Regions from separate parts of the Homo sapiens genome. Here region 2 is linked to region 1. A link is an interaction called in ENCODE POLR2A ChIA-PET data of the cell type or tissue named here. Cell type or tissue: B cell. All regions are shown on one strand. Links, peaks and the distances in the headings refer to the core of each region. The heading gives the core; the rest is flanking DNA. Region 1 overlaps TNRC18 (trinucleotide repeat containing 18). Region 2 has its middle 53 kb from the start of WIPI2.

Region 1 (16,988 bases), core at 3,600-11,599:
GTGTGTGTGTGTGTGTGTGTGTGTGTGTGTGTTTTTCGACAGAGTGTCGCTCTTGTCACCCAGGATGGAGGGCAGTGCAATGGCCCGATCTCTGCTCACTGCAAACTCTGCCTCCCAGGTTCAAGCGATTCTCCTGTCTCAGCCTCCAGAGTAGTTGGGATTACAGGCGCCCGCCACCACATCTGGATAATTTTTGTATTTTTAGTAGAGATGGGGTTTCATCGTGTTGGTCAGGCTGGTCTCGAACTCCTGACCTCAAGTGATCCGCCCACCTCGGCCTCCCAAAGTGCTGGGATGACAGGCATGAGCCACCACACCCGGCTGTATGTTCTTTATATAGCGAGGAAGAAAAAAAAAAAAAGTGTGTGTTGACTGCTCCGCCAACCGGCCTTCCTCATCTCTCTCCCTCTCCTTGGGCCTCCCTATTCCCTAAAGCACAACAATACCGAAATTAGGTCAATTAATAATCCTACAATGGCCTCTAAATGTTCAAGTGAATTGAAGAGTCACATGTCTCTCACTTTAAATCGAAAGCTAGAAATGATTAAACTTAGTGAGGAAGGCTTAAGCCAGTCAAAAGCCAAGATAGCCTAGAAGCAAGGCCTCTTGTGCCAAACTGCCAGGCTGTGAATGCAAAGAAAAAGTTCTTGAAGGAAATCTAAAGTGCTCTGGTGAACACACAAATAAGAAAGTGAAACAGGTTCATTGCTGACATAGAGAAAGTTTGAGTGATCTGGAGAGAAGATCAAACCACCCTCAATATTCCTTGAAGCCAAGCCAAATCCTCATCCACAGCAAGGCCCCAACTCTCTTCAATTCTGTGAAGGTTGAGAGAAGTGAGGAAGCTGCAAAAGAAAAGTTTGAAGCCAGCAGAGATTGTCTCATGAGGTGTAAGGAAAGAAGCTATCAGTTGGGCACGGTGGCTCACGCCTGTCATCCCAGCACTTTGGGAGGCCGAGGCGAGAGGATCATTTGAAGTCAGGAGTTCGAGACCAGCCTGGCCAACATGGTGAAACCCCATCTCTACTAAAAAAAAAAACACAAAAATTAGCCAGGCGTAGTGGCGGGTGCCTGTAATCCCAGCTACTTGGGAGGCTGAGGCAGGAGAATCACTTGAACCCGGGAGGCAGAGGTTGCAGTGAGCTGAGATTGCACCACTACATTCCAGCCTGGGCAACAGAGTGAGACTCCATCTCAGAGAAAAAAAAAAAAAGAAAAGGAAAGAAGCCGTCTCCATAACATAAAAATGCAAGGATAAGCAGCCGGTGTTGATGGAGAAGCTGCAGCGAGTTCTCCAGAAGATCCAGCTAGGGTCACTGATTAAAGTGGCTACACCAACCAATGGATTTGCAATGTGGACAAAACAGCCTTCTAAGAAGATGCCATCTAAGGCTATCATAGCTAGAGAGGAGAAGTCAGTGCCTGGTTTAAAAGCTTCAAAGGACAGCCCGACTTTTGCTGGGGGCTAATGCAGCTGGGGACTTTTAAGTTGAAGCCAATGCTCAATTACCATTCTGAAAACCCCAGGGTCCTTAAGAATGATGCTAAATCTCCTCTGCCAGGGGTCTACCAGTGGAACAACAGGCCGGGTGCAGTGGCTCACACCTGTAATCCCAGCACTTTGGGAGGCTGAGGCAGGCGGATCACGATGTCAGGAGATGGAGACCATCCTGGCTACCACAGTGAAACCCTGTCTCTACTAAAAAAAAAAAGCACAAAAAAATTAGCCAGGCATGGTGGCGGGCACCTGTAGTCTCACCTACTCGGGAGGCTGAGGCAGGAGAATGGCATGAACCCAGGAGGCAGAGCTTGCAGTGAGCAGAGATCACGCCACTGCACTCCAGCCTGGGCGACAAAGCAAGACTCCATCTCAAAAAAAAAAAAAAAAAAAAGATGCTGAATCACCTCTGCCACTACTCTATCAATGGAACAGCAGACCAGGTGTGGTGGCTCACACCTGTAATCCCAGCACTTTGGGAGGCCAAGGCAGGAGGATCATTTGAGGTCAGGAGTTCAAGACCAGCTGGGCCAACATGGGGAAACCCCGTTTCTACCAAAAATACAAAAATCAGCCACATGTGGTGGTGCACGCCTGTAATCCCAGCTACTCGGGAGGCTGAGGCAGAAAAATCGCTTGAACCTGGGAGGCGGAGGTTGCAGTGAGCCAAGATCGCACCACCACACTCCAGCCTGGCAAAAGAGCGAGACTCCGTCTCAAAAAAAAAAAAAAAAAAAAAGGGAATAACAAAGCCTTGGTAACAGCATCTCAGTTCACAGCATGATTTACTGAATATTTTAAGCCTGCTGTTGAGACCTATTGTTCACAAAAAAAAATTCCTTTCAAAATACTACTGCTCATTGACGATGTACCTTGTCACCCAAGAGCTCTGAGGGAGACGTACAAGGAGATGAATGTTGGTTCCATGCCTGCTAGCACGGCGCCCATTCTGCAGCCCATAGATGAAGGAGTAATTTTGAATTTCAAGTCTCGTTATTTAAGGAATATAATTTGTAAGGCTACAGCTGCCACGGATGATGATTCCTCTGATGGATCTGGGCAAAGTAAATGGAAAACCTTCTGGAAAGAATTCACTATTCTAGGCCGGGTGCAGTGGCTCACGCCTGTAACCCCAGCACTTTGGGAGGCCGAGGCAAGTGGATCATTTGAGGCCAGGAGTTCCAGACCAGTCTGGCCGACATGGCGAAACCCTGTCTCTACTAAAAATACAAAAATCTGCCAGGTGTGGTGGCGGGCACTTGTAATTCCAGCTACTCGGGAGGCTAAGGCACAAGAACCGCTTGAACTGGGGAGGCGGAGGTTGCAGTGAGCCGAGATCGCACCGCTGCATTCCAGCCTGGGCGACACAGCGAGACTCAGTCTCAAAAAAAAAAAAAAAGAAAAAAAGAAGTTGATTCCAACCCTCGCGGACAACTATGAAAGGCTCAAGACTTCACTGGAGGAAGTTACTGCAGACGTGGTGGAAACAGCAATAGAACTCAAGTTAGAGTGGAGCCTGGAGATGGGACTGAATTGTTGCAATGTCATGAGACATTTGAAAAGATGAGGAGCTGCTTTTTATGGAGGAGCAAAGAAAGTGGTTTCTTGAGATGGCATCTACTCCTGGTGAAGATGCTGTGAACACTGTTGAAATGACAAAGGATTTAGAATATTGCACAAGCTTAGCCGATAAAGCAGCAGCAGGGTTTGAGAGGACTGCTTCCAATGTTGAAAGAAGTTCTATAGGTAAAACGCTATCACAGTATTGCATGTTACAGAGAAATCTTTCTTGAAAGAGTCAATCGATGTGGCAAACTTCACTGTTGTCTTATTCTAAGAAATTGCCACAGCCACCCCAACTGTCAGCAACCACCACCCTAATCAGTCAGCAGCCATCAACATCGAGGCAAGACCCACCATCAGCAAAAAGTTTACAACTCACTAAAGGTTCAGATGATCGTTAGCGTTTTTGGCAATACACTATTTTTAAGATATGTACAATGTTTTCTTAGACATAATGCTATTACGTCCAGGCGCGGTGGCTCACACCTGGAATCCCAGCACTTTGGGAGGCCGAGGCGGACAGATCACCTGAGGTCAGGAGTTCGAGACCAGCCTGGCCAAGATGGGGAAACCCTGTCTCTATTAAAAATACAAAAATTAGCCAGGCGTGGTGGTGTGTGCTTGTAATCCCAGCTACTCGGGAGGCTGAGGCAGGAGAATCACTTGAATCCAGGAGGTGGAGATTGCAGTGAGCAGAGATCACGCCACTACACTTCAGCCTGGGTGACAAAGCGAGACCGTATCTCAAAAAAGAAAAAGACATAATACTATTGCACACTTAAGAGACTACAGGATAGTGTAAACATATGCTTTTGGTTTGGTCTTTTATTTTTGAGACAGGGTCTCATTCTCTTGCCTGGGCTTCAGTGCAGTGGCGCATTCTCGGCTCACTGCAGCCTCGACCTCCCGAGCTCCAGTGATCCTATTACATCAGCCTCCCAAGTAGCTGGGACCAGAGGCGCATGCTACCGTGCCTGGCTAATTTTTCTGTTTATTTTTTGTAGAGATGGGGTCTCGCTCTGTTGCCCAGGCCGGTCTTGAACTACTGAGCTCAACCAATCCTCCTGCCTTGGCCTCCCAAAGTGCCGGGATTGTAGGTGTGAGCCACCGTGCATGGCCAATAATCTATTTTTTAATTAAGGTATGTACACTGTTTTCTCAGACATAATGCTACTGCACACTTAATAGGCAACAGTATAGTTTAAACGTAATTTTATATGCACTGGGAAACCAAAACATTCACGTGACTTGCTTTACTGTGATATTCGCTTTATGGTTTGGAAGCAATCCTGCAGTATCTCCAAGACATGCTTGTGTACCCAAAGGAATGAGAAGGAAGAAAATAACAAAGAGTAGAAACCAATGAAACTAATCACGTCTAGCCAGACTGGCCAAGAAACAGAGTAAGAAGAAACAATCTGTATCAGCAATGAAAAAGGAGACATCACTACAGACCCTTCAGACAGTCAACGCAGAATAAAGGAATAATTTGGACCATATGCCAATACCTTGGGCAGTCTGGGTGAAATGGATGTTTGGGGTGTATGAATAGCAAGTGTAAATGTCTGAGAGTACTAGCCTGGCTGGTGCATTTAGGGGCTGTGGACAGGATAATGTTGTCCAAGCAATCAGAGTCTGATGGTGGTGGGTCAGACAGGTAGCACTGATCAGAGGGCAGCGGGAAGCCATTTGGAGGTTCTGGGCAGAAGAGTGGCCTGGCCAAGTGTGCACTCTGAAGACACCCTCCAGCTGCTTCTGTATGAACAATACCTAAGAATAGGTAGCCTTGTAGGGGGCCCTGGTGCCTCTTTCCAGGACTGCCAGGCCTGGAGCCCAGCAAACAATGGCAGGGCATGAGAGCGAGGAGGGGGAAGGCAGGGTCTGGAGCCTGGCGTGGGTGCCACAAATGGGGTTCCAAGACACTGGAGGTCAGGGGTGGGGCTTTGCTCCACGAACCTGCAGAGGGCATGAAGCCAGGGGCAGCTGGGGGGCCTTCAGGGGCAGCAATACCTGTTTTCCTGTCCTAGCCCCTGCCAGGAGAGCCTCATACCTACCCCTACTGTGGCTCAGAAAAGGATGCCGGGGGGGTCAGAAGGACCCTCCCCTGCTGGGGCCAGGGGAACTCAGAGCCTGAACACATGCATGACCATCTCCATCTCCGGCACTGACCCCAGCTGCAGGTGAGCTGCGTCCGTGTGAGGGCACTCAGCCCGGTGAGAACAGGGAGGGCCCACGAGAGGGTCCCAAGAAGGCAGGGCCCTGATGCAGGGAAACAGTCAGAGATGGAGAGACAGGAAAGACATGGACCGGGGTAAGCGCCAGCTGCCTGCCCAAGTGTGAGTGCCTGCTGCCTTGGTTTACCTATCTGGATTGTGGGCAAGTCAAAGAGAGCTTGGTGCCTGCCCACCCCACCTGACTCCTCCAGGCTCAAGCCCAGGCCACATGAGGCCTGTCCCACCCGTTCTCCCATGGCACAGACCGCACCCCCACCATCCCACAAAGTCTGAATGAGATGCGCTCTCTCTTCTTTCTACCGTGACGTGGCTGTTCCTTCCCCTGCACCTGTGTCTCGGGTAACCCCACGTCTCTCTCACGGGCCAGACTGGGTGTCACCAACCTGGAGTGGCCCCCACAAACCCCAGGCTGGGTCAGGGACCTCCATGGAGCTCCCGCAGCCCCTCAAGTGCCCAAAACAGGGCTGTGTTTGCTGGCAGTGTGAGACTGAAGGAGGTCGCCCTTTGCAAGGCGAAGAATCCCCTCCTTGGAGATGGCAGGCCAGGGCCCCTGTCGCGAGCATCCCTGATCAGCACGGGGCTGGCCCACGAGGCTGGGGTTCTGCCCATTCCCAGCTCTGCACCTGCATCTCTGAGCCTCAGTTTCCTCACCTGTGGGATGGGGCAATGGCGTCCGCCCCTCCCACCCACCCCCACCGCAGCCCACCTGCTGCCACTTACCCAGCAGGCTCTGCCGCTCCTCTTTCTTCCGGGCCTTCTGCTTGGCCTCCAGCTGTACCACAGACAGGGATGGACCCACCGTGGGGCTGGGGAGGGCGCTGGCGGCGAAGCGTGCCAGCAGGCCCAGCCCACTCTCCTCCAGGCCCGGTGACAGGGCCCGCTCCCGGGCACCCAGCCTGTAGCCACCACCGCTGGCCTCGTCCTCCTCCTCGAGCTCCTCCTCCTCGTCCTCCTCCTCCGAGCTCTCATCTGGCGTGCAGAAAACAGGGACCGAGTCAGAGCCTTGGCCTTGGCGAGGGCCACCCCCCACCGCCCCCTGGCCCAGAGTGGCCTCTGGGCTCCAGCCTAGTCCCTCAGTCCTGAGCAGGGGGCCGCTGGGGGTGGATGCAGACCCAGCCCACGGGTTCCCCCCATCCGATGGCCCAATGCCCCCGGCCAGCTGAGCCCAACGCGGGCATCCCAGAAAGCCCGGAGGTGGGCAGCGGCCTTGTGTGTCAGGGTGGGCTTCTGTGAGGGGCACCAACATGCACCTGTGCTGTGGCAGGGGCCAGACACACGGACAAGGACTGGAGACAGCGTTCTCCACAGTCACACGCGCACACGCCCCAACACACAACACAGAGGCAGGAGGAGAAGGAAAGAGGAAGCGGAGGGAGGTGAGCACGGAAGAGGGCCCTGGGGACTCAGGCTAGGGGTTCTGGGCACAGGTGCCTGTGGCAGCTTCGCCAGCTGAGTCCTGAGGGCTGGCGGCAGGAGAAAGTGGAGTTCGGACTCTTCCTGGGGGCCAGGGGACCCCCATGGTTTCAGCCCCGAGAAGGGATCTGGAGTCTAGAGTCGACTCCTGGCATCGCTTGAACCCGGGAGGCGGAGGTTGCAGTGAGCTGAGATCGCATCACTGCACTCCAGCCTGGGTGACAAGAGTGAGACTCAGTCTCAAAAAAATAAAATAAAATAAAGTTGACCCCAGCCGGGCACAGTGGCTCACGCCTGTAATCCCAACACTTTGGGAGGCCGAGGCAGGAGGATCACTTGAGCCCAGGAGTTCCAGACCAGCCTGGGCAACGCAGAGTCCCCGTGACTAATTTTTTAGAAAAATTAATTAGAAAAAATTAAGTTGACTCCTAGCAACTCCCCCATTCTGGGGAGGCTGGGCAAGTCCTCGGCCCTCTCTGAGCCTCTATTTTCTCACCTGCAGCAAGGGGTGACCCTCCCAGCCCACTGGCTCAGCCAAGGCCGGGGTCCAGAGAGAATCATTTGCATGGAGGAGAAAGCCATTTGCAAGCTTAAAGACAATCGAACAGAAACAGGGCCACCCCCGTGACTTGCAGGCAGGAACTGTGCTGTCCCCATGCCCAGGGAGCTAAAGTCAGCTGTGACTCTTCACTCATGGGATGCCCAGGAAGGGCAGGGGTAGACTGAGGCCCAATGGGGTTAAGCACTCGGGCAGTAGAAGAGCAGGCTCGAACCCAGAGCTGGCAGACTGTCTAAAGAAGCCCCAGGGCCGGGCAAGGTGGCTCACTCCTGTAATCCCAGCCCTCTGAGAGGCTGAGGCGGGAAGATCTCTTGAGGCTAGGAGTTCAAGACCAGCCTGGGCGACAGAGCAAACCTTGTCTCTACAAAAAAAAAAATTTTTTTTTTTTTTTTGAGATAGAGTCTCGCTCTGTCACCCAGGCTGGAGTGCAGTGGCACGATTTCGGCGCACTGCAAGCTCCACCTCCTGGGTTCACGCCATTCTCCTGCCTCAGCCTCTCGAGTAGTGGGACTACAGGCGCCCACCACCACACCAGGCTAATTTTTTTTTTTTTTTTGTATTTTTAGTAGAGACGGGGTTTCACCGTGTTAGCCAGGATGGTCTCCATCTCCTGACCTCATGATCTGCCCGCCTCAGCCTCCCAAAGTGCTGGGATTACAGGCATGAGCCGCCACACCCAGCCCCCCCGCAAAAATTTTAAAATTAGCCAGGCGTGGTGGCTTACACCTGCAGTCCTGGCAACTCCGGAGGCAGAAGCGGGAGGATCGCCTGAGCTCAGGAATCCAAGGCTGCAGTGAGTTATGGTGGCACCACTGCAGTCCAGCCTGGGTGACAGAGCGAGACCCTGTCTCAAAAATAAATAGGCCAGCGCAGTGGCTCACGCCTGTAATCCCAGCACTTTGGGAGGCCAAGGCATGTGGATCATGATGTCAGGAGTTCGAGACCAGCCTGGCCAACCTGGTGAAACCCCATCTCTACTAAAAATACAAAAATTAACCGGGTGCAGTGGCGGACACCTGTAATCCCGGCTACTCAGGAGGCTGAGGCAGAAGAATCACTTGAACCCCGGAGGCGGAGGTTACAGTGAGCCGCGATCGCCACTGCACTCCAGCCTAGGTGACAGAGCAAGACTCCGTCTCAAAAAATAATAATAAGTAATAAAAACTTTAAAAACATAAAGAAGCCCCAGCCTGCCTCTCTGGTCGGTGACTTAAGATGAGCTTCATCCAGTGACCTTCCCTGCCTGCCTGAGAGTCTGCAGTCCCCGGAGCCCAGCCCAGGCTCTCAGGACAAAGGCAGCTGGCAGACAGGAGGCTCCCTGCACACAAACCAAAACCCCCCACCAAAAAGAGAGACTGTCTTGAGGCAGACACTTGCTTCCAAGGACGGGCAGGTGGAAGGCCTGAGAGAGCAAACTCTGCCCTGAGATGCAACATCCAAAGTGCCACCCATGAGCAGGTGACAGGGGTGCCCATCTGCCTCACGGACCAGAGTGCTGGGAGCGGGAAAGTGACTCTAGGGGCCGCAGGGCTGGAAGGTGGCCCCTTCCAGCAAGAAGAGGTGGACACCAGACCCTTTCTCTCCAGGGCGGGGAGCAGTCTAGGCTCGGATAGACAGACGGGGAAGACGGACAGCCAACTCCACAGTCTCCTGCCAACGCCCCAAGCCGCCTGCTTGCTTAAGCAACTTGTGGCCAAAAGTGGTGGCCCCAGAGGTGCCAATGAGGGCAGAGGTTCTGTCTACTCATGTATTGGAGACAGCCCGGATTTCTGCTGGGCCACCTCAGAGAGGAAGGCGGTGAAGGTGATGAGTCTGAGGAGTCCGCAGAGGAGTAGAGGGAGGGAGGGAGGGAGGGAGGCAGGAGCCAGAGGGAGAGGGAGGAGGTTTGTTAAGAGGGTGAGAGGGGAGACTGGCCCCCGGAGCAATGGATGAAGCAGGCTGGAGAGGCCAGCCAGGCAGGCGGGGGCAGGCAGGCAGGCAGTGCACACTTGCGATCATTCACATTGCAGGCGTCACATGGCTCTGTCTCCGCCCCAGTGGGCCACAGCGGCAAAGCAGGCTAAGTGTAGGCAGACTTTTCAACAGCGCCTGGGTCCCCCACATCAGGTCTCCCTGGGGTGGGCCAATTTGAGCAGGGTGGTGGGCAGGGGGCTGGTTGTGGGGTGGGGGCAGGGGGTTGGACGTGAGGCCAGGGATCTTCCCTTCTAGCCACTCAGGTGCGCAGACTCCAGAAATCTTTCCCATCCAGAGGAATTCTCAAGCAGCTGGGGCTGCGGGGGGAGGGCGAGCTCTGGGTTTCTGGATGCCCGCAACGTCCACGCCAGAGCCCAGAAAGCCGAGAGCAGCCCAATGCCCGCACCTCGGCATGGGAGACCCTCCCGCCTCCCTGCGTGCTTGACAAGGCCACACCCGCTGCTCCTGCGGGGTCTGGTGCACACCCCGCTAGCGTCCGCAGCAGGCTGGGGAGCAGAGGGGCTCTGAGGACCAAGAAAACCTTTCTGGAGTTGTCCACACCTGAGGCAATGCAGCTTGCCGAGGGCTGGGGACAGGGAGGGGGGAAAAAAGTCCCATCAAAGTAACCCAAGGAAATGCAGAAAAACTTTTTATTATTATTATTATTTAAAGAAAAAAGCAACAACAAAAAAAGATCTTGGCTCAGGACATGGGGTTGGCGGTGACAGGTTGGTGGTAAATGTCAGAGCGATCTGCTGCTGCCAGACCCGGTGGGGGCGAACCCCGAGGAGGGAGGTGCACGGAGGACAGAAAGAAAAGCGTTTTGCCTACCTACGGAGCAACGAGCCAGGCTCGCACCCAAGCTCAGTGACCCGCTGCGCCGTCTGCCCTACTCCCAGCCTTCGCTTTGCGTCCAGAGTGCAGCGTGAGAGCAAATGCAAGAGACCAAAACAGACATTCAAAGCGTCATGGGGAGGGGTCAAGGGTGGAGGGATGGTCGGGCTGCTGGAAGAAGCAGACATACTAGAAAAGCCAAGCCAGTTACGGAGTTTAGTACCAGGTCAGCGAGGCCCTATTACCCAAATATCCCTTTCAAGACCTGCTCAGTGGTGGACTGGCGGGGGTGGAGGGGGGCACTGAGGAGCCTGGGCCTCCCCCGCCTCCCCTCACCCCCCGCACTCCCCTATCTGGGTCCCGTCCACTTGGCACTGCGGCGCCAGCCCGGAGCCCCTTCCTAAGAGGCCTAGGGCGCTGCCTGCTTCTCTGTGGGGTCTCAGCTGGGGCAGGAGGGCTCAAAAACTTGGAAGCGGAAACCGCGGCTTTAAGGGGGCGTGGGGTCCAGCCCATGGGGGAGATGGGGGAAAGGGAGGAGGCCGGGGAGGGAGAAGGGGATCGTAAACTAACCCAGCTCATCCACGGACAGCCCGGGCAGGGGGAGGCCTCGGAAAACGAGGCTGGCCAGTGGGTCGGGGGCCTCTCTTCTCGGTCCGGGGTGGTGTTCGCTCAGAGGGGTAGTAGCAGCCCAGGGGAACATGGGCCCCGGGGCATCGTACTCCTCGCCATACCACCTCCTGGTCACCCAAAAGGATCTCTGCCAATTTGGAGGGGAGGTCTGGGAGGGGAGGCGGTAGACCAGGAATTCAAGAGCAGGGCTGGAAAAACAGGGCGGGCGGGGGGCGGGGGCAGCATTCAGGTCCCGGGGTGCCCGAGCCAGGTCAGACCCAGGGACACGATGACACCTCCAGACCTTCCTCAGGGAGTAGCTGACATCCAGGTGTGGCTACCCAGGGCCTGGGGGATCCCCTCAGCTGGCCCTAGTGGGAGTTCGCCCTGAAGCAAATCCTAAAACCAGGGCTAGGAAAAAATGTCAGAGATTCACTTGCTTCCCTTTCTTGGGGCATTTCTGGTTGAAGGGCCCAAAAGGCTCACACACATCTAACCCCAGAAGCACAATTCTGACACTGGAAAGGGCAAGGCCAGCGGGTTCTCAGGGGCCTGGCAGCTCTCTCTTGAGAACCGAGGTGGCTGAGGACCCCGGGCTGGGACCAGGCCAGCCTCTCTCCAAACAGAGCACGATGCTCCGTCCCTTGATGCGGCAACGGAGCCGCTTTCGTATTGAATGACAGAGACCAGGGGTGTCAAAGGCTCTGGGCCCTGCACTGCCTACGCACCCTTCAAAACAGAAATACACGTGAGAAGACAAGTGTTTGTAAATAATAGTTTTTAACCACTGGCAAGTAAGAATAGAGCTTTAAGAAAATAAAAGACAAAACAAGCAACTAAAAAAACATGATGATGCTGGAGGTGAAGGCGCTTGATTTTAAACCTGAAAAATGAAATGAATGCCAATCGCTACCAGGGATATTTGAATAACACAGGCAAGCGGCAGGCGGCACGGTCCCGTCCCTACTCCTTCTGGGTGGGGAGGAGGGAGGGGAGGAGGTGGGGGAGAAACAAAATGAGAGGGAAGCGTCAACCTAATGTCTAGTAAGGACACAGCAAGAGAGACAAGGCACACAGGTTTAGTTAAAAATGAACTCGATATGTTTAATAAAGCTTGGTATTACCAAAATCGCGGTACAAACATCAAGTCACACGCCCACACGACAGAATTCCATTTACAAAATGTTCCTCGGGAAGCCTCCACCGAACCCGTGCCCAAAGAGAGCCCGAACCAAGCCTGGGGTCTCTGGGTGGGCAGAAAACGTGAGTGCGGGGGTGGGGGGAACTCGGGGGAGGGGGAGGAGGGCAGGGAGGAGGGCAAGTGGAGAGAAACGCAGACTCAAAAGCAGTCCATATAACAGCTCAAAAAGAGCCAGCCGGGGATATTATCACAATGATACAGTACAAATCAAAGCAAAAATCAAAATCATTCGGCTGATAACAGCAGGCTACGCTGCCAAGAACCCAGATGGCAGCCTTCTTGCGGCCATCCGCACGGGCCTCCTCACCCACCATCTCTCCCGTGCGCCCACTCGCTTCCCTCTCGCTCACTCGCACGCACTCTCTCGCTAGGAAACACGGAAGGTATTTTGTGTTTGGAGCTAGTAACCTTGGTCAAACGATTCCTCCGAAGAGTCGCTGAAGGAGGAACGCGCCTCGGCCTCTCGAAGCAGCAGACAAAACGGCTGCTTCCTGCTGGTGGCCGGCTTGGGTTTCAGAGTCCGGGGGGCCGCCAGGCCCCTCTTGGTCAGCTTGGGGCCACCAGCTGCCTTGCTGTTCTTTGCCACCATGCTACACAGGAGGGAAGGCGTCAGTTTGGAGCTGGAGGGGCCTTGGGCGGGCCACTCGTCCTTCAGGAATTCTTCGTCTTCCTCTGAGTCCGTATCTGCAGTCAAAGTAGTTTTTAATAGAGATAAGTCACAGGGCAGCAGGAGCTGGTGTCATTTTATTGGTTTTAATGGTTCTGAGAACGTACTGGAAGGTGCCAGAACAAACAGGTCCGAATACCTAGTAGGCGGCCGTACAAAGGCCTTGCCCCATGTCACCAGCTCCCCTCCCAGTCCAGGCTTCTCCCTTGCCCTGGGTGCCTCGGTCATTGCATGGCATCTTCCGAGTGCTGGACCCAGGCCCTTCCTAGACTGGATGCTGCCAGCCTCACCCACCAGTCACTCCAGGCTTTCCGGGCACCGGAGGATGAGAGAAGCCCTATGCTCAGGAAGGTCACGGTGGTCACTGCCTGTCCCATGGGATTACGATGGCCCAAGGGTGACAACCGCAGAGGACCTGACTCAGGAGGGAAAGGGCTCATGACAGCCAATCATGCATTCTCTTCCCAGTGCCCCTCCCAGCAGCCTCCCAGTGGCAGCACGAAACAGGCCACAGTAAGGGTGTTTACACCATGGGAATGGGCAAACGCTGTTACCGCTAGCAGATCCCTTGCCCTTCTTTCTACGAGCCAGTGAGCCGGCCCACCACTGCTGGCTTCCCCAGAGTCTCCAGCCTAACTATACAACGGAGGACAAGAGTCTTCAAATCTTCCGGGGAGACAACCAGCCAGCTTTGGGAGGGGAGCCTGCCAGGCAGGCAACGCTCCGGCCCCCGCCATGCTCACGCCATTTTGATCTGCTTTTCTTACTGGGCAAGATGGGAAGACAGGGGTTCCAGAGACAGAGAATAATCCCCTGATCTGCTGAAATCCACTCCAGACGGGGGGAACGTGAACCAACACAGCTACAGCTCTGGCAGCACCTGCCACCTCCGAGTCCAAGAGAAACCACATGCACGCATCCGTGGCGGGCATTCCTCTGACTGCTCCCACCAACACCTAAGCTTTCACTCCAGCAAGACCCCAACCTCAGGATGGTCCGGCAACTCTTGGGTGGGACAAGGGTCCAGCCCCGCCAGGCTACCAGCCCCTGCCCATCGAACCAGTCAAAGTGCGCTCTCTCTTGTATGCTCCAATCTGTCCCTCCCGAGGCTGTGTCCCAGGCTGGAGAGGCTAAGTGGGTGACAACCAACTTGGCCTCCTACAAGAACCCACAGGGAGGTCGGGTGCAATGGCTTGCATCTGTAATCCTACCACTTTGGGAGGCTGAGGCGGGCAGCTCACGTGAGGCCAGGAGTTCGAGACCAGCCTGGCCAACATGGCAAAACCCCGTCTGTATTTTTAAAAAATACACAAACTGTTGTATTTTCTATTTGTATTGTATTGTAGTGGACAGGGCCTGTTATCCCAGCTACTCCGGAGGCTGAGGTGGGAGGATCACTTGAACCCGGGAGGTGGAGGTTGCAGTGCGGCCGAGATCACACCACTGCACTCCAGCCTGGGCGACAGAGCAAGACATCATCTAAAGAAAAAAAAAAAAAAAAAAACCCACAGGGCATGCCAGCGACCCCTACAATCGAAACTGAAAAAGCAAGAGGAGACCGTTCTCGCTTCGACCTCCGTCCAGCTCAGCAACTCCCTGCTGGACACACCCCTACCTCCTTGTGAACCCTGCACTCTCTCTGACCCAGAATTGCAGAAAAGCAGATTATAAAAAATAAACAGAGGAGCGCTCTGCAGAGCCAGGTGAATCCCACAGCCACCGTCCTGCTGGAGCCAGGCCCACTGAATTCCTCACTGCTCCATGAGTCCGTTTCTCTCATCCAGGACAGTGGAGTTTTCGACACAGGCACGATGGAGTGAAGTTGCCCATTTGACCATTCCCAGACCAGGCACGGCAGCTCATGCCTCTAATCCCAGCACTTTGGGAGGCCGAGGCAGGCGGATCACCTGAGGTCAGGAGCTCAAGACCAGCCTGGCCAATGTGGTGAAACCCCGTCTCTACTAAAAATAACAACATTAGCTGGGTGTGGTGGTGCGTGCCTGTAACCCCAGCTACTCAGGAGGCTGAGGCAGGACAATCACTTGAACCCGGGAGGCGGAGGTCGCAGTGAGCCGAGATCATGCCACCGTACTCCAGCCTGGGCAAAAACAGCAAAACTCCATCTCAAAATAATAATAATAATAGTAATAATTAATAAATAAATAAAACGGACATTCCCTCACACGTGCCAAGAGTGAACACACCAGCTCGGAGCACCCCAGAGACATCAGAGACAGAGCACATCTCTGACCTCCAGCTCCACCCCATCCACGTCCACCTGAAAGTGGGGAATTCTTTCAGCTACCACCCAAACTGCATCCACAGACCCCAATCCCTCAGAAGATCAAAAGAACAGCAATCTCCCCCGACTTCCCTGAACCCCCTTCACTTTTCCAAAATGAGCAGAGATTGAGAGAGCAAAAGAAAGCCCCTCCCTTCCCCCTCAGAGTGATGAGTCTCTGGCACTGTCTCTTCCTGCTTGTGCCCACACACTGGCCAGGAGCCTAGGCTACACTGCTCTGATCACACCCATCCCAATCAAAGAAGCACTGAAACCACGACACTCTCATATGTCCTCAGCACAGAAGGCATGAGCCAGCTGCTTAACTCACACCCACAGGGAGCATGAGTCCTGGTGACCTGCTAGCCTAGGACAGACGAAACACACGCACCCTGAAAAAACTAGCAGCTTAATTCCGTGCCAGGTGCCACGTTCAGCTCTCTGCCCACGTAAGCTCACTTAAGGCCCCCAACGACCCCGTAAAGCAGGTGACGATATCTTAACTCTGAGTCCATAAACACTTTTTATTTCCTTAAGAAAACATGCTTTACGGTATCAATAAACACGGCGACTTTTCGCCCTTGACAGTCAAACTCCCCCTTCTCCGCCCATGAACCGGCCAGAGCCAATCAAAAGCCCCAGACACACAGAACCAGGCAGCTGCCAATGCAAAAGCTCTCCACCCGCCCCAGGGCCTGGGGATTCCCAGAACAAACACCACTGACACTGACATGGGCCAGAACCCAGGAAGCTCCCTCCTTCTGGCCTCCCTGCAGCTAGCCACAAACTTAGCACCTGTCCGCCCTGGGCATGAGGTGCTCTGTCCACAGATACTGAGCAAGCACCCACTACCTGCCAGGCAGCAGGTTCTGGGCCACAAGAGGCCATAACCATGAGGACGCTCCAATCTGACAGTCTCTTGTTAAATGAGATAAAACTCCATTCTTCAGTCCCATCAGGAATGCTCCATTTCAAGAGCTCAATAGCAGCTAGGCAAGGCAGCTCACGCCTGTAATCCCAGCACTTTGGGAGGCTGAGGCAGGAGGATCTCTTGATCCCAGGAGTTTAAGACCAGCATGGGCAACACAGCAACACTCAGCCTCTATAAAAATAAAAATAGTAGTAGTGTGCGCCTATGGTCCCAGCTATTCGGGAGGCTAAAGTGGGATGCTTGCTTAAGGCCAGGAGTTCCAGACTAGCCTGGAAAACAGGGAGACCCCATCTCTACGAAAATAAAAATAAATTAGCTGCACGTGGTGGTACACAGCTGTAGTCCCAGATACTCAGGAGGTTCAGAGGGGAGGATTGCTTGAGCCCAGGCACCAGCCTGGGAAACACTGCAAGACCCTGTCTCTACAAAAAATTTTAAAAATTAGCCGGGTGTGGTGGTGCTCACCTAGTCCCAGCTACTCGGAGGGCTAAGGCAGGAAGATCACTTGAGCCCAGGAGCTCGAGGCTGCAGTGAGTTATGATGGCCCCACTGCACTCCAGCCTAAGCAATAAGAAGAGACCCTGTCTCAAAAAACGCACGGCACAGTAGCTCACGCCCATAATCCCAGCACTTTGCAGGCCGAGGCAGGTGGATCACCTGAGGTCAGGAGTTTAGGACCAGCCTGGCCAACATGGCAAAACCCCGTCTCTACTAAAAATACAAAATTAGCTGGGTGTGGTGGCACAAGCCTGTAGTCCCAGTTACTCGGGAGGCAGAGCCAAGGGAATCGCTTGAACCCAGGAGCTAGAAGTTGCAGTGAGCCAAGATCGCACCACTGCACTCCAGCCTGGACGACAGAGTGAGACTCCGTCTCAAATTAAAAAAAAAAAAAAAAGAAAGAAAATAGTGGGACACAGCCATGATGGCAGCAGGTTCCAGTGGGTAGGTGGGTCGGGCCGAACCAGGTTTAACCCCGAGTCGCCTCTCCGCACCCGAGCGCACACACTCCCCTCTGGCTCTCGGGCCACATCATCCCCAGTAACAACATGGGGGTACCACTGTCAGAGCTGCCACAGACACAGTAACGCCAATGAACCCCTGCATCCATAGCCGAGCACGGTGGGCGCTCCATAAACACTGCTTCCGCCAACACTTCGCGACAAAGCCGTGGTCCGCAACAGACGGCATGCTTCCTGTGGGTAGGGGAGTCCGGTCACCTCTAGGACCCTCAAGAGCAGTCGCGCT
Region 2 (12,792 bases), core at 4,445-12,444, 210 kb before region 1:
CCTATATTCCCAGCTACTTGGGAGGCTGAGGCAGGAGAATCACTTGAACCCAGGAGGTGGAAGTTGCAGTGAGCCAAGATCGTGCCATTGCACTCCAGCCTGAGCAACAGAGCCAGACTCCATCTCAAAAAAATTTTTTTTAATTAAAAAAACCCATTATGGCAAGCAATTTCAGATGAGATCAGGCACGTTCAGGGTGGTGTGGCGGTAGACATGGCAGGCTGTTTCAAGAACACGCAGTTCATTCATTCGTTCCTCTAGATAATGCAGTGTTACATCCAGGTCACTTGGCACCGCACAAGGCTGTCTCTGTAGACCTGAGTGTTCGGCATCCCCAAACAACCAGAATCACAGACGGCTGCTTTGGCATAATATCTGCTGTTTATACAGAGAGGAAGAAAAGTCACAAGAGATTTCCTGTTGTGTTTCTTTCAAGATGGTTGTTATTGAGGAACGGGCCTGCTACATCTTGCATACAAAGATCAAATATATCTTTAAATGCCCTAAAGAGCTGTATTTCCCCTGAGAAGTAGACACGGTTGTCCAAAACAGACAACACAAGTCATACATTAGATGGAATCTGCCTGCGTTTTTAAAGTGACAGAAATGTCAGATATAAATTTACAAGGCATCGGGCTGGGCATGGTGGCTCATGCCTGTAATCCCAGTACTTTGGGAGGCCGAAGTGCGCGGATCACTTGAGGCCAGGAGTTCGAGACCAGCCTGGCCAACGTGGTGAAACCCTGTCTTCACTAAAAATACAAAAATTAGCTGTGTGTGGTGGCAAGTGCCTGTAAGGAGGCTGAGGCAGGAGAATCGCTTGAACCCAGGAGGCAGAGGTTGCAGTGAGCCAAGATTATGCCACTGTATTCCAGCCTGGGTGACAGAGCAAGACTCCGTCTCAAAAAAAAAAAAAATTTATAAGGCATCTCATAACTGCGGCAGCCTCTACAGTCTCTCCACCCTGCCCTTCCCACAACCTTGATCTTCCATTCTCTTCCTGTTTTCACCGATCCTGATTTCCGTTTGTATTTTGTTTTATCGGATACCCTTTTTTTTTTTTTTTTAAGACAGAGTCTCACTCTGTCACCCAGGCTGCAGTGCAATGGCACGATCTCAGCTCACTGCAACCTCTACCTCCTGGGTTCAAGTGATTCCCCTGCCTCAGCCTCCTGAGTAGCTGGGATTACAGGCTCGTGCCACCACACCTGTCTAATTTTGTATTTTTAGTAGAGACAGGGTTTCACCATGTTGGCCAGGCTGGTCTTGAACTCCTGACCTCAGGTGATCCGCCTACTTTGGCCTCCCACAGTGCTGGGATTACCAGCGTGAGCCACCACGCCCAGCCTTTATCAGTCATGTTCTTATGAGCATCCGAAATCCCTGCTAAAAAGGGCAGTAGAAAGAAATGCCACACTCACCTGGGCCATAGTTCTTCTTCTCTATTCTGGAAAAGCAGACACCTGTGAAGGCAGACATCAGGGTGGGGAGAGAGGATATGAGAGGCCACGCTTGCCCTTGGGCTCCCAATCAACTGCTGGGACCACCCCCGCCCTCTCCCAGGCGCAGGTGGGAGAAAACCTCCTCTGAAGGGTCCCCATTATCAAAGCAAAGCCCTCACCTTACAAATGTCATAGAGACTCAATCTTGTGAGGCCTTACTTGGATTTTTGTTTTGTTTTTTGAAATGGGGTTTCACTCTGTCGCCCAGGCTGGAACACAGTGATGCAATCACGACTCAATGCAGCCCTGGACTCCCAGGTTCCAGCGATCCTCCCACCCCAGCCTCCAGAGAAGCTGGGACTATAGGTGTGTCACATGCCCAGCTAATATATATATATATATATATATATTTTTTTTTTTTTTTTTTTGAGACAAGAGTCTTGCTCTTTCGCCCAGGCCGGACTGCAGTGACGCTATCTCGGCTCACTGCAAGCTCCGCCTCCCGGGTTCACGCCATTCTCCTGCCTCAGCCTCCCGAGTAGCTGGTACTACAAGCGTGCACCACCATGCTTGAATAATTTTTTGTATTTTTAGTAGAGACGGGGTTTCACCGTGTTAGCCAGGATGGTCTCGATCTCCTGACCTCGTGATCTGCCCTCCTCGGCCTCCCAAAGTGCTGGGATTACAAGCGTAAGTCACTGCGCCCAGCCATGCCCAGCTAATTTTTAAATTTTTTGGTAGAGACAGGGTCTCACTGTATTGCCCAGGCTGGTCTCAAACTCCTGGGTTCAAGCAATCTGCCTGCCTCAGCCTCCCAAAACCTTGGGATTACAGGGGTGAACCACCACGACTGACTGAAGTTTTTCTTAATGAGTATGTGCATCTGTGTCTCAGTAACCAATGTGCAATTTACTACAATCCCCACCCATTACCCAAAAATGTAATTACTAGAAATTTATTCTGAAGAAACAGGCCGGACACAGAGGCTCACGCCTGTAATCACCACACTTTGGGAGGCCGAGGCAGGTGCATCACCTGAGGTCAGGAGTTCAAGATCAGCTTGGCCAATATGGTGAAACCCCATCTCTACTAAAAATACAAATATCAGCCGGGTGTGGTGGCATGTGCCTGTAATCCCAGCTACTCAAGAGGCTGAGGCAGGAGAATCTCTTGAACTTGGGAGGCAGAGGTTGCAGGGAGCCAAGATTGCACCATACCACTGCACTCCAGCCTGGGCGACACAGCAAGACTCCATCCCCCTCAAAAAATTATAAGAAAACTTTTTTGAGGGGATAGGGTCTTGCTGTTGCCCAGACTGGAGTGCAGTGGCGTAATCTCGGCTTCCTGCGACCTGTGCCTCCTGGGTTCAAGTGATTCTCATGCCTCAGCCTCCCACATATCTGGGATTACAGGCACACACCAGCAAGCCTGGCTAATTTTTTGTATTTTTACTAGAGATGGGGTTTCACCATGTTGGCCAGGCTGGTCTCCAACTCCTGACCTCAGGTGATCCACCCACCTCAGCCTCCCAAAGTGCTGGGATTACAGGCGTAAGCCACCATGCCCGGCCTATTTTTATTTTTTGTAGAGGCCAGGCGCGGTGTTTCACCCCTGTAATCCCAGCTACTTGGGAGGCTGAGGCAGGAGAATCGCTTGAGCCTCTGAGGTGGAGGTGGCAGTGAGCTGTGATCGTACTACTGTTCTCCAGCCTGGGCAACAGAGTGAGACTCCGTCTAAAAAACCAAAACATATATATATGCTTTTTGTAGAGTCAGGGTCCCGCTATGTTGCTCAGGCTGGTCTCGAACTCCTGGCCTCAAGTGATCCTCCCGCCTTGGCCTCCCAAAGTGCTGGGATTACAAGCATGCATCACTGTGCCTGGCCTGTTTCTTGTTTGTATACATCAACTACAAACTACAGCACATGTAATAAGTTTGTAAACATACATCTATAAACAAAAAATTCTGGGCCAGGCACAGTGGCTCAAGCCTGTAATCCCAGCACTTTGGGAGGCGGAGGCGGGTGGATCACTTGAGGTCAGGAGTTCGAGACCAGCCTGACCAACATGGTGAAACCCCATCTCTACTAAAAATACAAAATTAGCCGGGCATGGTGGCGGGCGCCAGTAATCCCAGCTACTTGGGAGGCCGAGGCAGGAGAATCACTTGAACCAGGGAGGCGGAAGTTGCAGTGAGCCAAGATCGAGCCACTGCACTCCAGCCCGGGCAACAAAGAAAAACCCCATCTCAAAAAATAAAATAAAAAAGATTCTGAAGAAAAGACACAGAATATTAACAATGATTATCTTTGCATGGTAGGACTTTTGTTTGGTTGGTTTTGTTTTGGTGTTTTCTCTTCAGATAGGGTCTCGCTCTGTCGCCCAGGCTGGAGTGCAGTGGCACATTCACAGCTCACTGCAACCTCTGCCTCCCGGGCTCAATTGATCCTCCGGCCTCAGCCTCCCAAGTAGCTGGGACTACGACACATACTACCATGCCTGGCTAATTTTTGTATTTTTTGTGGAGACAGGGTTTCACCATGTTGCCCAGGCTGGTCTCGAACTCCTAGGGGCTCAAGTGATCCTCCTGCCTCAGCCACCCAAAGTTGCTGGTATTACAGGCATGAGCCGCCTCACTGGGCGGATTTTTTTCTTAACATATTGATATTTTCTAATTTCTTCAACAAGAAATTGGTGCTGTTTCACATGTAAATATTTCATAACAATATACATGCATTTTACTGGGTTTTCTCCCCATGGGCTCCTATCAAAGTCCTTCCCCTGGTGAAAGGGAAGCCATGGGGAGGGCTGAAGGCAGAGAAGGTGGGACGGGCCAAGTCTTAGCCATGATTGTGGAACAGTGGAAGAAGAGCCTGTCTGGTGCTCGGGGGCCCTGGGTGTGAGTACTGGCTCACCCTCTACTGTGCGTGGCGGTTCTGAATGTCTCTCTCACACCCATTTTGTTTAGTCTTTGACGTGAGAAGGAGAAACAAAAAACTCAGGTTAAGAAAGCAAACTCTGGCCAGGCGTGGTGGCTCACGCCTGTAATCCCAACACTTTGGGAGGCTGAGGCAGGTGGATCACCTGAGGTCAGGAGTTTGAGGCCAGCCTGGCCAACATGGCAAAACCCCATCTTTACCAAAAATACAAAAATTAGCCGGGTGTGGTAGTGGGCGCCTGTAATCCCAGCTACTCGGGAGGTGGAAGCAAGAGAATCGCTTGAACCCAGGAGGCGGAGGTTGCAGAATGCCGAGATCAGTCACTTTAAAAAAAAAAAAAAAAAAAGATTGGCTCCCCCCGCAACCCCCACCCCAAAGAAAGCAAATTCTATGGCTTGACTATAGTGTAGGATCCAGGGACAGTGTGGTCCGGGCTTGTCCTCTGAGCACCAGGGACATGCTCTGGCCCTGAGCCCACAAACTTGTACTCCCTAAAGCAAGAGCCTCTTTCTCCTCCTAGCAAACCTTCCACTCAACTGAAACCTAGATGATCCCTCAACGTGACCACCCAGCAAACCCATGTTTGCTCTGTCCCCCAGCGGGCTGGGACCATTTCAGGCACATGGACCTTGGGTTTTTTTATGGAGTTTTGCTCTTCTTGCCCAGGCTGGAGTGCAGTGGTGCGATCTTGGCTCACTGCAACCTTTGCCTCCTGGGTTCAAGCGATTCTCCAGCCTCAGCCTCCCGAGTAGCTGGGATTATAGGCACCCACTACCACACCCAGGTAATGTTAGTATTTTTAGTAGAGACAGGGTTTTGCCATGTTAGCCAAGTTGGTCTCAAACTCCTGACCTCAGGTGATCTGCCCGCCTCAGCCTCCCAAAGTGCTGGGATTACAGGCATGAGCCACCATGCCCAGCCCCAGGTACATGGACCTTGGGAGCTGCCACCCTCCACGTGACCCTCCGGCTTCAGCCCTAAGCTATGTGAAGAGGTCTCAGAACTGGGGTCTCGCTTTCCAAAGTAGATTCCTGCTCCCCGTTGTCAAGTTCTTCACAGGAATGCTTTTACTCCCAGCATGCCTGGGTCTCGAACACTTGGGCAACTCCACTTGGCTGCCAAGGCTCTGCTCCCCTACTGAGAACTTACCTTCAGGTGGGGACTCAAGCTTCAGCCTCTGAGGTTCTCGGGACCAGGGTAGAAACAAGCTTGCTATGCTGAGAGGAGGGACCCACCTTGCTGACAAAGTCCGATCCTGAGCTTTTGCAAAGACACCAGGAAAACCTGAAATTAAAATGACGCAGGGAGGCTCACATGAAAATATTAGCACACCTGTCATCTCAGTACTTTGGGAGCCTGAGGCAGGACAATTGCTTGAGGCCAGGAGTTCGAGACCAGCCTAGTCAACAAACACCCCACCTCTACAGGGGGAAAAGAAGACATTGGCAGGGTTACCTTTACCGCTGATAGAGAGAAACCAATCTGTGGCAGAAGGGAAAGTCAGAAAGCCTAGAACACGAGACAGAGTCCATGCTCTGTTTCTGGCTTTGAAAATGGAGGGACCGGCTGGGCACGGTGGCTCACGCCTCTAATCCCAGCACTTTGGGAGGCCGAGGTGGGTGCGTCGCCTGAGGTTAGCAGTTGGAGACCAGCCTGGCCAATATGGTGAAACCCTGTCTGTACTAAAAATACAAAAATTAGCCAGGTGTGGTGGCGCACGCCTGTAATCCCAGCTACTAGGGAGGCTGAGGCAGGAGAATCACTGGAACGCGGGACGCAGAGGTTGCAGTGAGCTAAGCTCGCACCACTGCACTCCAGCCTGGGTGACAGAGTGAGATTCTGTCTCAAAAAAAAAAGGAGATCCCATTGGAAAGCAAGCTGGTGGGCTTCGGGAGCTGAGCATGGCCCCCAGCTGACAGCCAGCAAGGAATCGGGGACCTAAGTCTTAAGACAGAATTCTGCAAACCCCGAATGCACTGACAAGCAGATTCTTCCCAGAACCTCTGGCTAAAAGCCCAGCCCAGCCCACGCCTTTCTCAGAGCCTGATGCTACCTGGAGCGTGGAACCCATAGGTGAGGCCACCAGGATTTCTGACCTCCCAAACTCTGTGTTAGTAAGTGGGTGTGGTTTTAGTCACCAAATGAGTGGCAATCTGTCATACAACAATAGAAAATTACTACAGGCCAGGCACAGTGGCTCACGCCAGTAATCCCAGCACTTTGGGAGGCCAAGGCAAGTGGATCACTTGAGGTCAGGAGTTCAAAACCAGCCTGGCTAACATCGCGAAACCCTGTCTCTACTAAAAATACAAAAATTAGCCAGGCATGGTGGTGGGCGCCTGTAATCCCAGCTACCTGGGAGGCTGAGGCATGACAATCACTTGAACCCAGAAGGCAGAGGTTGCAGTGAGCCGGGATTGCACTGCTGTACTCCACCCTGGGTGACAGAGTGAAACTCCATCTCAAAAAAAAAAAAAAAAAATGGCAAGCATAAAGAGCAAACCTGAATACCAAAAGAAAAATATATATATTGCAGCCAGGCACGGTGGCTCACGCCTGTAATCCCAGCACTTCGAGAGGCTGAGGTGGGCGGATCATGAGGTCAGGAGATCAAGACCATCCTGGTTAGCACAGTGAAACCCTGTCTCTACTAAAAATACAAAAAAATCAGCTGGGTATGGTGGCAGGCGCCTGTAGCCCCAGCTACTCAGGAGGCTGAGGTAGGAGAATGGCGTGAACCCAGGAGGCAGAGTTTGCAGTAAGCCGAAATCGCACCACTGCACTCCAGCCTGGGCGACAGAGCAAGACTGTCTCAAAAAAAAAAAAAGAAAAGAAAAGAAAAGAAAAGAAAAATACATATATTGCATAGATCCCACTGACTCAAAAAACAATACAATTAGAAAATAAAAAGAATGCAAAAAAAAATTAAATCACCAAATATGAAATGAATCCATACTCAAAAATATTCCCAAAGAAACACGAGGCCTATATGTTTTTCAGGAATTTTATAAAACTGTCTTCAAGACTTTTGCAATGTGTATAAGTGGTTTATTCAGGTTTTCTATATGTCAGTCAATTTTAGCAATTTACAATTTTCTACAAATGTGTCTTACTTAATTTCAGAGTTATGCCATTAAATGATTTATAGTAACATCTCATTTTTTAAAAATCTACTGGCCAGGCACGGTGGCTGATGCCTGTAATCCCAGCACTTTGGGAGGCCAAGGCAGGTGGATCACCTCAGGTGAAGAGTTCGAGACCAGCCTGGTCAACATGGTAAAACCTCGTCTCTACTAAAACTACAAAAAAAAAAATTAGCTGGACATGGTGGCACATGCCTGTAGTCCCAGCTACTCAGGGAGGCTGAGGCAGGAGAATTGCTTCAACCCAGGAGGTTGAGGTTGCAGTGAGCCAAGATCATGCCACTGCACTCCAGCCTGGGCGACAGAGGGAAACTCCATCTCAAAAAAAAAAAAAAAAAAAAAAAAGAAGGCCAGGCACGGTGGCTTACGCCTGTAATCTCAGCACTTTGGGAGGCTGAAGAGGGCAGATTGCCTGAGGTCAGGAGTTCGAGACCAGTCTGGCCAACATAGTGAAACCCCATGTCTACTAAAAATACAAAAAAATTAGCCGGGCATGGTGGCGTGTGCCTGTAATCGCAGCTACTCCAGAGGCTGAGGCAGGGGAATTGCTTGAACCAGGGAGATGGAGGTTGCGGTGGAGCCAAGATCGCACTACTGCACCCCAGCCTGGGTAACAGAGCAAACTCCATCTCAAAAAATAAAAATAAATAAAAATAAAAATAAATCTACTGTATCTGAAATCATCTCATCTTCCATTCTAAAAATAGCTTATTTTGGCCAGGCACAGTGGCTCACACCTGTAATCCCAGCACTTTGGGAGGCCGACACGGGCAGATCACAAGGTCAGGAGATCGAGACCATCGTGGCTAACACGGTGAAACCCCGTCTCTGCTAAAAATACAAAAAATTAGCCGGGCGTGGTGGCAGGTGCCTGTAGTCCCAGCTACTCGGGAGGCTGGGGCAGGAGAATGGCATGAACCCAGGAGGTGGACCTTGCAGTGAGCCGAGATCGTGCCACTGCACTCCAGCCTGGGTGATAGAGTGAGACTCCATCTCAAAGAATAAAAAATAAAAAAATAAATAGCTTATTTCTATTCTCCCTTCATCAGTGCAGACTGAAGTTTGTCTAATTTATTAGTTTTAAATACAAATCAAATTTTTTTTTGGAGGGGGGAGGTTTAACAAATCCTTTCCAATAAGTGATTTTATTTTATTTATTTATTTATTTATTTATTTATTTTTTGAGACGGAGTCTCGCTCTCTTGCCCAGGCTGAAGTGCAGTGGCACAATCTCGGCTCACTGCAAGCTCCGCCTCCCGGGTTCACGCCATTCTCCTGCCTCAGCCCCCCGAGTAGCTGGGACTACAGGCGCCCACCACCACGCCCGGCTAATTTTTTGTATTTTTAGTAGAGACGGGGTTTCACCGTGTTAGCCAGGATGGTCTCGATATCCTGACCTTGTGATCCACCTGCCTCGGCCTCCCAAAGTGCTGGGATTACAGGCATGAGCCACCACGCCCGGCCCCAGTAAGTGATTTTAGCTTTTTAACTTTTTACTTGAGTGACTTGAGACTCAAAGGAAAGTCTCAAGAATAGTACAAAGAATTTCCAAATACCCTTCTCATCTAGATCTCCCAAATATTAACATTTTACCACATTTGCGCAGGCGGCTGATGAAAAAGGTCCCACCACAAGGTGGCAGAGTAAACACGACAGCACCTGGGCGAGGCTTTGTGCAGGCAGGAAGGCCCTCACACCAGAGGCCGTCCCAGGGCTGTGGCATGGGGGCCATTACCCAGGAGAGGGCACAGGGCCAGCTCCTGGGTATCTCTGAGAGCCTTAGGGTCCTTTTGTTGTTGTTGTTTTGATATGGAATCTTACTCTGTCACCCAGTCTGGAGTGCAATGGCACGATCTCCAACCTCCACCTCCCGGGTTCAAGCGATTCTCCTGCCTCAGCCTCCCGAGTAGCTGGGATTACAGGCCCCTGCCATTATGCCTAGCTAATTTTTGTAGAGACAGGGTTTCCCCATGTTGGCCAGGCTGGTCTTCAACTCCTGACCTCAGGTGATCCGCTTGCCTCAGCCTCCCAATATGCTGGGGTTAAAGGCATGAGCCACCGCTCCCAGCTAGCCTTGGGGTCTTAATAGCCACATGGTTTGTCTTATACATGGCCGGCAGATGTTGGGTACAGTTTCCCAGGTATGCACACCAAGAGATCTCTAAATCACTACAAATCTGCATGTACTTGGGCTATGATTCAAACAACTGGGGCCAGGCATGGTGCCTCACACCTGTAATCCCAGCACTCAGGGAGGCCAAGGCGAGAGGATCCCTTGAGCCCAGGAGTTCAAGGCCAGCCTGGGAAACATAGCGAGACCCGTCTCTATTAAAAAATAAAACAGGCCAGGCGTGGTGGGTCACGCCTGTAATCCCAGCACTTTGGAAGGCCAAGGCGGGTGGATCACGAGGTCAGGAGATCAAGACCATCATGCTAGCTAACACGGTGAAACCCTGTCTCTACTAAAAATACAAAAAATTAGCCAGGCGTGGTGGCGGGTGCCTGCAGTCCCAAACTACTCAGTAGGCTGAGGCAGGAGAATGGCGTAAACCCGGGAGGCAGAGCTGGCAGTGAGCCGAGATCACGGCGCCACTGTGCTCCAGCCTGGGCGACAGCTCAAAAAAAAAAAGATTTGTAACAAAATAAAACAACTGGGGCCAGGCATGGTGGCTTACACCTATAATCCCAGCACTCAGGGAGGCCAAGGCAAGAGGATCCCTTGAGCCCAGGAGTTCAAGGCCAAACTGGGCAACATAGCAAGACCCCTGTCTCTATTAGAAAATAAAAAAGGCCAGGTGTGGTGGCTCACGCCTATAATCCCAGCACTTTGGGAGGCCAAGGCAGGTGGATCACCTAAGATTAGCAGTTCAAGACCAGCCTGGCTGGTCTTGATGGTGAAACCATCTCTACTGAAACTACAAAAATTAGCCAGGTGTGGTGGTGGGTGCCCGTAATCCCAGCTACTGGGGAGGCTGAGGCAGGAGAATCACTTGAACGCGGGGGGCAGAGGTTGCAGTGAACTGAGATAGTGCCACTGCACTCCAGCCTGGGCAACAGAGCAAGACTGTCTCAAAAAAAAAAAAAAAATACTCAATTTAGGTTTAATGTCTCATGATTTGATTCAGGTGATACATTTGTGGCAGAAATTTTTTTGTTTTAACTTGCTCTATTTTTTTGTTTTAAGTGGGAAAACACTTTATTCCATAAAACAGAGTAAATGTTCCTCTCTTCCTTTTAATTTCTCCTCATATGCTTTTAGCTTTGGGGGTTTGCGCTTTTTCTCTTTTCTTTTCTTTTTTTTGAGACTGAGTTGCGCTCTGTCGCCCAGGGTGGAGTGCGGTGGCGCAATCTCTGCTTACCACAAGCTCCGCCTCCCAGGTTCACGCCATTGTCCTGCCTCAGCCTCCCGCGAAGCTGGGACTAGAGGCGCCCACCACCGCACCTGGCTGATTTTTTGTATTTTTAGTAGAGACGGGGTTTCATCGTGTTAGCCAGGATGGTCTCGATCTCCTGACCTCGTGATCCGCCCGCCTCGGCCTCCCAAAGTGCTGGGATTGCAGGCATGAGCCACCATGCCTGGCTTTTCTCTTTTTTAAATATCTTTTTCTGGGAGACACAGACTGGACAAATGGGAGTGGATGTGCCCTATTCCTTTTTATATGCTAACCACCTGAGCTGAATGTCATTAAGTTTCATTCTTTTTATTTAATACATATATTAGGACTACAATAAGTTAAAAAGAAAAAACTTAAATCAATTCTTGGAAAGGTTTTATTAAAACTAATAAAATAATTGGTTTGTATTTAAGATTAATAAAATCGACCAGAATCCAGGCACAATTGAGCAAGAGAAGGCATGAAAAAGACAATTTCAGATACGGTCGAGGTTTGATTTTTTTTTTTTTTTTTTTTTTTTTTTTGAGATAGGGTGTCACTCTGTCGCCCAGACGAGAGTGAAGCAGCATGATCTTGGCTCACTGCAACCTCCGCCTCCCAGGCTCAAGCGATTCTCTTGCCTCAGCCTCTTGAGTAGCTGGGATTACAGGCGTGTGCCACTACTGCCCAGCTAATTTTTTTGGGGGGGTATTTTTAGTAGACACGGGGTTTTACCACATTGGCCAGGCCGGTATCCAACTCCTGACCTCAAATGATACACCTGCCTTGGCCTCCCAAAGTGCTGGGATTACAGGAGTGAGCCACAGCACCCGGCCATGGTCGAGTTTTATAATTGTAAGATTACTCTAAGCCTGGCGTGATGGCTCATGCCTGTAATCCCAGCACTTTGGGAGGCCAAGGCGGGCGGATCACGAGGTCAGGAGTTCGAGACCAGCCTGACCAACATGATGAAACCCCATCTCTACTAAAAATACAAAAATCAGCCTGGCGTGGGGGTGCCCGCCTGTAATCCCAGCTATTTAGGAGGCTGAGGCAGGAGAATCGCTTGAACCGGGGAGTTGGAGGTTGCAGTGAGCTGAGATTGTGCCACTGCACTCCAGCCTGGGCGACAGAGTGAGACTCAGTCTCAAAAAAAAAGAAAAAAAAAGGAAAAGAAAAACCTCTTTCAGTAAGACCCAAGCGCAAGTGTGATAGAAAAACCACCATAAAAACATTTGCTCTTATCAAGATTTAAAACCATAGTACCAGTTTCATTCTCTCCCCAAATCAAGTGAGTTTCATCTTAAAAAAAGCATCAGACAGACATCCTCCGCCAACTCCATCACATCACACCACCCCGAGTGTTGCTCACCTTTCTTCACCAAGGGCTAGAAAAGAACAGTCTACACGGAACTGGCGCAGCCGCCTCCTTCTCCGCCAGTCTCCAACAGAGGTGCTGGCACTGTCCCGCCTTAGTCTGGCGTCTCCCGTCTCCCTACTCAATTTTCTCACACCCTCAGTCCAACCCTCATAACTCTACTTCCTGCAGGGGTACTTTGACCAACACCCAAATATGATCATGCCTCTGCCTTGAAGTACTGCATTTGCAGCTGGAGCAAGAGGGAGACCCCAGCCTCGGACCTTGCTGGTCAGGCCCCCACCCCGCCCCCAGCCTCACGGGGCGCCCCCCCTGTGCCGAGTCCTCAGTATCACCCATCATTACTCCTTAGGGATGCTCCTCCCTGGTCCTCAAAGACCCTATTGTCCTTTCATCTGCAACATCTTATTTTTCTTTAAGTCTGACCTGAAGTCAGTTGACCTTCCCCAGTTGAAACTGATCCTCCCTCCCCTGGGTGTCCATGCATCCTGACAGTTGAGGTAACTAACAGGGCGCCT

Evidence for each region. ChIA-PET counts read pairs that join two places held together with the same protein. Peaks named below come from ENCODE experiments on the same cell type or tissue, not always from the same donor. Only the 100,000 strongest peaks of a DNase experiment are listed, where the experiment ranks them.
Region 2: POLR2A ChIA-PET joins it to region 1 with 8 read pairs; 2 of 35 experiments call an interaction of 5 or more read pairs at or near these places.

Annotation. Positions count from the first base shown.
Region 1 is chr7:5,339,547-5,356,534 of GRCh38, forward strand. It overlaps TNRC18 (trinucleotide repeat containing 18), which reads right to left. Exons shown (of 30, transcript NM_001080495.3): 17 at 12,273-12,548; 18 at 6,016-6,264. Among named protein-coding and RNA genes, the nearest start is that of SLC29A4, 65 kb to the left of the region's middle. RefSeq lists enhancers at 8,374-9,215, 10,900-11,740, 16,577-16,988. In B cell, for the core only: no CTCF peak of the experiment used is centred there; no DNase peak of the experiment used is centred there.
Region 2 is chr7:5,131,027-5,143,818 of GRCh38, forward strand. It overlaps the pseudogene ZNF890P. Among named protein-coding and RNA genes, the nearest start is that of WIPI2, 53 kb to the right of the region's middle. In B cell, for the core only: no CTCF peak of the experiment used is centred there; a DNase peak (open chromatin) is centred at 9,175.